2 separate regions of the Homo sapiens genome follow, and region 2 is linked to region 1. Evidence: chromatin contacts called from ENCODE Hi-C or POLR2A ChIA-PET data. All regions are on one chromosome and are shown on one strand. The core of a region is the stretch at or near the end of the contact, and the rest is flanking DNA. Distances in the headings are between cores, read along the strand shown. Region 1 overlaps ANO4 (anoctamin 4). Region 2 overlaps ANO4 (anoctamin 4).

Region 1 (2,915 bases), core at 6-2,505:
CATGGAAGTCAAGCCAGGGCCTCTGGGGAAGATATGGCCTGAGCTGAGATTTGGAAACAAATGAATAAAAACCTGGAAACAAGAGCAATCTGGACAGAGGAACTCTCAGCTGACCTCCAGGAGACTCAGCCTCCAGGCCTCAGGAAGTAGCTGGCAGACAGAGGCAAGCGAGCAAACAGAGTCACCACAGGGGTAGCCTTTGGAGCCAGACTGCCTGAGTTCAAATGCTGGTTCAGCCCTTTTTTAGCTCAGTGACGTTGGGTGCATCACTTAACCTCTCTGATTCTTCACCTGTAAAATGTGGCTAATAAGTACTACTTCCCTTATGGGTTGAAATAGGGATTGAATAAGTTCATGTATTGAGACTGTTTAGAATAGTGTCTGGCACATGCCCTGTGTGTGTATTCCTCTACAGAACCTCCAGGCTCCAGGTACAGCCTAGATGTAAGGAAAAGAAAAACAAAAATTTGAAGCTTGTCTGTGGTGCTTATTATAGAGAACATTTACATGTGCTCAGAAAATGTAATGTGATGCTATAAAAAGGGAAGGAAGCAGAAAACCATTTAATGGAGGAGGGACATGGGCTTTTGGCCTTCAATTTTCTTGTCAAGCATAGTTGTGCTTCTCAGCTTTCAGTTATCATCTAGAATTGTGAGGCAAAATGTGCTTTTTATTTATTGTCTATTTCTTTATGACATCTTTACTTGGTGTTAAAATATAATGGCCTGTCTCAAATCAGGTGAAAAAGCAGAGGAAGATAAAATACAAAGAAACACATTCAGTGAGACTCTCGGTTTTCTCCTCTTCCTCTTTGATGCTGTAAAATGTTTTCAGAGATAAATGTCAGATAAATGCTGCAGCATCCTCATTTACCCACACAGCGTTTATCGCTCATCCACCAACTCAAATTACCTTTCTCCAAGAGCGGTATTCAGTAAGAGAATCCAAGAGAAGTAAAAGTGAGAGAAAAATACTTCGGTAAATCAGTTCTCATGATTTACTTTTTGTCTCCATATTCCCTGGCCTTTCTTTCCTTTATCTGTTATCCCAAAGTCACATTTCCAGCCCTGTTTCCAAACCAAACCCCATGCTTGGACTACTCTTTCTCGAGGCCAATTTTTTCTCTTCCTCTCATTATTTGAACAACTCCTGAGAATTCATTTCCTTGAAGAAAAACATTTAGCAAATTCCACATCATAAATTACCATGACCCTCACATACCTGTGTACCAGCCACTCACCGGATCCCTGGGCTACAGAAGTGATGATTCAGCCCTTTGTCCTGAATGAGCTCATGGTCTTACATGGAAGGAAAGGCATGCAGAAGGAGGTTGACCTTGCCTTTCTCTGGCATACACTCACATTCATTTCCTTGATGCTCTTGCTTCCCCACTATACTGTAAGCTTCTCAAGGACAAGGATTTTATCTGTTTTGTTTACCACTGTATAATTTGTACCTTAAAAGAGTATCCTCAGTAAACATTTGACGAACAAATGAAAAAAAAATGACAATATGGAATGATCAGTAAATTGATGTGCTTGCAAAATAAGAAATAGCACAAAGGAAGGAGTAACTGAATGCTTTGGGGGACAGAAGTGTAGTTGGAGGGGTGGGGAGACTTGCTGGAGGAGGTGACTTCTGAGCTGAGTGTTGGGGAAAATGCCTACATTTATATGCCTTTGCATGATGTCCAGCTTATAGGAGGTGCCCAAGGAAAGTTTGCAGGGTTGATAAACTTTATAATTTATGAAGGAGTTACATATACAGTATCTCTAATATTCTACCATTTTTTGCATTCGTAAAAAGGGGAAACATGGCCATTTCATGCTGGATTATGTAAACCTGGAAGCTCTATCTGCTACCTAGAAAACCTCTTAGTAGGGTACAAGCACCTACTGGAAAGCCGTGTGTGTGTGTGTGCGCACACACACATACACACACATACCTGCACATGCACCCTTGACAAAGTAGAGACTGGCTAGGGCACTTGCTGGGAGGCAAATCAATCTTAAGTGTGTGCTTTAGAAGAAAGATCCTATTCACGAAAGAACATGGAAAAGGTAAGGACAGAGGTGATTTCCAGAGACTGGCCTCTCACCTCACCTGTGAGCCAGACCACAGCTCATTACCTAACTCCTATATCCACCACCCAAGCCAGTTTTATATCTTAAAATTTCTGAAAATCCATTGATTATGCCATGGGAGAGCCTGAGGTAGGAGAGAAGAGGAGAGAAAAACAAAATGAATTTTTAGTTGAATTAATATAATGAGCTTACTGAGAAAAAACAAGATACAAGACCTAGACTTGCTATTAGTTTATTTTTAGGTTTCTTAACTTTGTTTAGCTCCAGCTCCTTCCTAGCATGAACGATGTTGATGCTGAAAACCAAAACTACTCATACCTATGAGCCTACTATCCTGGTGTGATCTCTGGCTCCCTCAGGCTGTTCCAGACACACCCTGTCTATGACTGACTGAAGACATCTGCATCTGAGCAACACCAAATTATAACAAAAATTAGATCCTTCACCTCCGATTAATTCTCAACTTGTATTTTTAATATATGTATGCAGCTTCATCATACACAACAAAGAAACGTTCTTCAACAATGCCACAAGAAGTAGAATCGTGCATCACATTTTACAAAGAATAAAATATGAAGAAGGAAAAAACAAGATTGGTAAGTAGTATGTTAGTATAACAAACTACATTTGGCATTTGGGAATTACAGACTTCTTCCCTTGGTTTTATTAAGTTTGTATCAATTCTAGCAATGCTTGTCACTTATAAAACCCCTAACTAATCCTTTGATGAATAATTCACAAGTGTAAAATCTTCGTCGCATCCTTAAATATCTTCTTTAAATAGCATGTTGTCTCATTTGTCTAAGATCATGGAGAAATTCTCTCATTTTA
Region 2 (3,162 bases), core at 109-2,608, 34 kb after region 1:
CTGGTGGTATCCTGGAAGAATTAAAACACAAAACTTCCTTACCCACTTCAATATTTCACCAATTTCAAATATACTTTGAATTAAATAATGGTTTCTTCTCACAGTTTACCTCCTGAGACTACATAGAAGTAAATTTTTGTATGATGACATTTGTTCATAAGGCAGAGGTTATTACTCTCCCCCACTACCTCCATTATAAAATGGATTGCATACCCTCTTTGCAAGTTGTGTTTTATGTTATAGATGACAAATAGGTTTTGTTTTATCCCCTTGCCAACCTCAGCTGATTGGTGCTGGCTGCCTGGAGCATGGAGTTGAGAAGTTTCTGAGGTTGAAAGTGGGTGGATTGGAGATTTAACAGCCCTTGTGGTTTGGAGTATACTTTGTAAGACTCTGATGGATGTTTTATAATAAACTTTGGGCACAGAGGAACATTTTAGGGCCATTCCAGGCAAGACATGCCTGGAATAATTCACCCTCTGAATTGCTTTGTCTTAGATGACAACTTATTGCTTAAATCCCACATTATTCCCAGAAATGTGCTAGTTTGAGAAAAAGAATGAGTTGCCCCAAGTGTTTCTTTGTAGATAGAGATAATGCCTTTTGCAGAAATCTGAAAGAGTCAACAATATTAACAGTTATATTAATAGCATTCATTTCCGAGGGATTACTATGTACTAAATGCAGTCCTAAGCATTGCCCATGTATCATCTCATTTAATCTCTCCAGCAAGCTTTTAAAAAGGTACTGTTCTTATCCTCATATGACAGATAAGGAAACTGCAGCAGTAGCTAGAAAGTGGCAAAGCCAAGAGTTAAACTGGGCAGTGTGAGCTCCTCTGCTCTACTGCTAGAATCAGGTATTGTTTGTTACCATTTCCTTCTGTTTTAGAGACCTGAACCTTAAAATAAAGGACTGCTATGCCTGTCCTGAGCCTCATTTATCCTGCTTTGAGACAGTAATGTTCTATAAAAATGTGTCAGTTCTAATGGAGCTCAGTTTAATGGTCTCAGGATCATCTCTTATGATCGACAAGTTACAGCATTAAAGAAAACAAATGCACTCTATTTTCAGGAAATTGCTAGATATGGAGCTGATGAGAACAGATGTAAGTGGTTTACAAGACTTCTGAAGGGCTGGGCTTGACGTGTTCATTTTGTTACCTTTGCTTTGTGTGTTCACCGGAAAAAAATAATAAGGCTCCATCTGTAACCAGTTTGTAGCAACTGGGAGGGCCTTGGCATTGGGTTAGGAATCCTGACAGAACTCTACTACCTTTGTTCAGGTCACGTCTGTGTGAGTGCAGGGCTCCCTCGGGATCCCTGAGGTATGCTGTGAGCCTGGGTCTCGGCTGGAATTACAGTGTGGCTCATTCCTCAATGCTCATTTTTGTTCAGAAAGGTCCAAGGGTCAGAATGATTATGGACTAAATAACTCCTCTCCCGAGGGAAAAAATGAGTCATCAGGGAACTAGATGTTGGCAGAGACCTGTCGGGGAAACAGATTATTTCCCTCTGTTCTGTTTCTGGTTTGGTTTGTTTTTTTTCTCTCTCTCCCCCTTGTTTTTCATTTTTTACTTCTAGGATTGCCAAAAGTTAAGTTATCCCCAGTAAACACACCAAGCAAGATCCACAAAGCTCTTTAATCAAAATGACAAGATGGTAATTATTTAGTGTGATCCTGTTAGTAATTGGTGAATGAAGTATGTCTCATTTAAAAAAATAAATTTTGCAAGAATCAGCCTTTTGTTTCTAGATATTTATGCTAACTTTATATTTTATAGTCTTATCTACATGTTCCACAAAAAAATGGTAATTGTATGTTGAAAAAGGTACACATTTACTAAAGGCCTACCATGTTTGTATGCACATTCACATAGGATACCTCATCAATTTCTCATCACCCATTAGAAAGAAATTACTAACCTCATTTTATAGATGAGGATACTGAGGCTCAGAGAGGTTATGCAACTTGCCCAGGATTCCAGTAGCTGATAAGGTGTGGAGCCTAAACTTTAAACCAGATCTGGTCTGTTTCACTCCAGAGTCATTCCAAAGTGTGTCCACCATGTTGTGCATCTTCTGTGAAGTGTGTCAATTAAGATCTCATTAACTCATACACAAAAATGAGTTAGATGTGATCTCTGCTTTCAAAAATCTCAGTATATTAAAGAAGCGTTGATAATTATAATACAGGGCAAGTCCAATTTACAATAGGCCAATGAGGGTTTATGTAGTCAACTTCCTGAGGCAAAAGGAAAAGCAGAAAAGGTTCACCCAAGAAGAGATATTGGAAAGAAGTCTTAGCTTTGCCAGGCAGAGTAGTGGGGTTGGAAGGAGACATAGATAACATTCTTAGGTGACAAGAGTATTTGTAAAGCTCTGAAAAGGAAGAATTGGCTGTTCAGAGTGATAGGGAGGTTGAGTGTGTATTAGTTTCCTAGGACTGCTGTAACATAGTACTACAAACTGGGTAGCTTAAAACAATAGTTTATTGCATAACAGTTCTGGAGGCTCAAAGTCCAAAATCAAGGTGTCAGTGGGATTCTGAGGGCTGTGAGGGAAGGATCTGTTCCATGCCAGTCTCCTGGATTCTGGTGATGGCTGATGGTCCTTGGCCTTCCTTGGTTTGTAGATGCATCACTCCTATCTCTGCCTCTGTCTTCACCTGGCATTTGCCCCGTGTCTCTGTGTCTTCACATGGCTATCTTCTTCTCAAGACGGTGGTCATATTGGATTAAGGGCCCAGCCTACTCCAGTTATGACCCCATCTTAACTAATTACATGTGCACTGACCCTACTTCCAAATAAGGTCACATTGTGAGGTACTGGGACCTTTTTTGAGGGGACACAGTTCAACCCATAGCAGAGTACCTGTTGAAGGCTGAGAGCTACTTATCACAGACCACTTGAGCTACAACAGAACATGGCTTCACGCTGTAAGCAACAGAAAGCCAACTGGAGTTATAATCCGGGAAGGGACATCATCAATTGTATTTGGGAAATAACTCTGGCAACAGTGCAGGGAGAGGTGAAAGTGGAGGCCAACTGGTGGCAGGCAGGCCCCTTAGAAGGCATTCTAGTACTCAGTCAAAATATTACGCAGAACTTGGCTTCAGAAAAGATCCAATTTCCAGAATAAAAACCACACGTGTAAAATGTT

What was found. Hi-C counts contacts between places; a loop is a spot of excess contacts on that map. ChIA-PET counts read pairs that join two places held with the same protein, here RNA polymerase II (POLR2A). Pooled maps may share reads with other maps.
Region 2: a map of endothelial cell of umbilical vein shows a loop between it and region 1 (7-fold over the local background). The contact joins two enhancer-like sites. A Hi-C loop is called at or near these places in 6 of 168 maps with a recorded cell type or tissue (Caco-2, Calu3, ascending aorta and 3 more) and 4 of 50 pooled maps. POLR2A ChIA-PET finds 5 or more read pairs at or near these places in 3 of 52 experiments (BJ, OCI-LY7 and WTC11).

Annotation. Positions count from the first base shown.
Region 1 is chr12:101,017,461-101,020,375 of GRCh38, forward strand. It overlaps ANO4 (anoctamin 4), which reads left to right. Exons shown (of 28, transcript NM_001286615.2): 9 at 2,574-2,680. Among named protein-coding and RNA genes, the nearest start is that of SLC5A8, 190 kb to the right of the region's middle. RefSeq lists an enhancer at 566-1,765. Within about 2 kb of position 1,256, at least 2 of the 41 ENCODE cell types and tissues checked have a DNase peak (open chromatin) inside an H3K27ac peak, as active enhancers do.
Region 2 is chr12:101,050,938-101,054,099 of GRCh38, forward strand. The region is part of intron 14 of ANO4 (anoctamin 4); the gene reads left to right. Among named protein-coding and RNA genes, the nearest start is that of SLC5A8, 160 kb to the right of the region's middle. Within about 2 kb of position 1,359, at least 7 of the 41 ENCODE cell types and tissues checked have a DNase peak (open chromatin) inside an H3K27ac peak, as active enhancers do.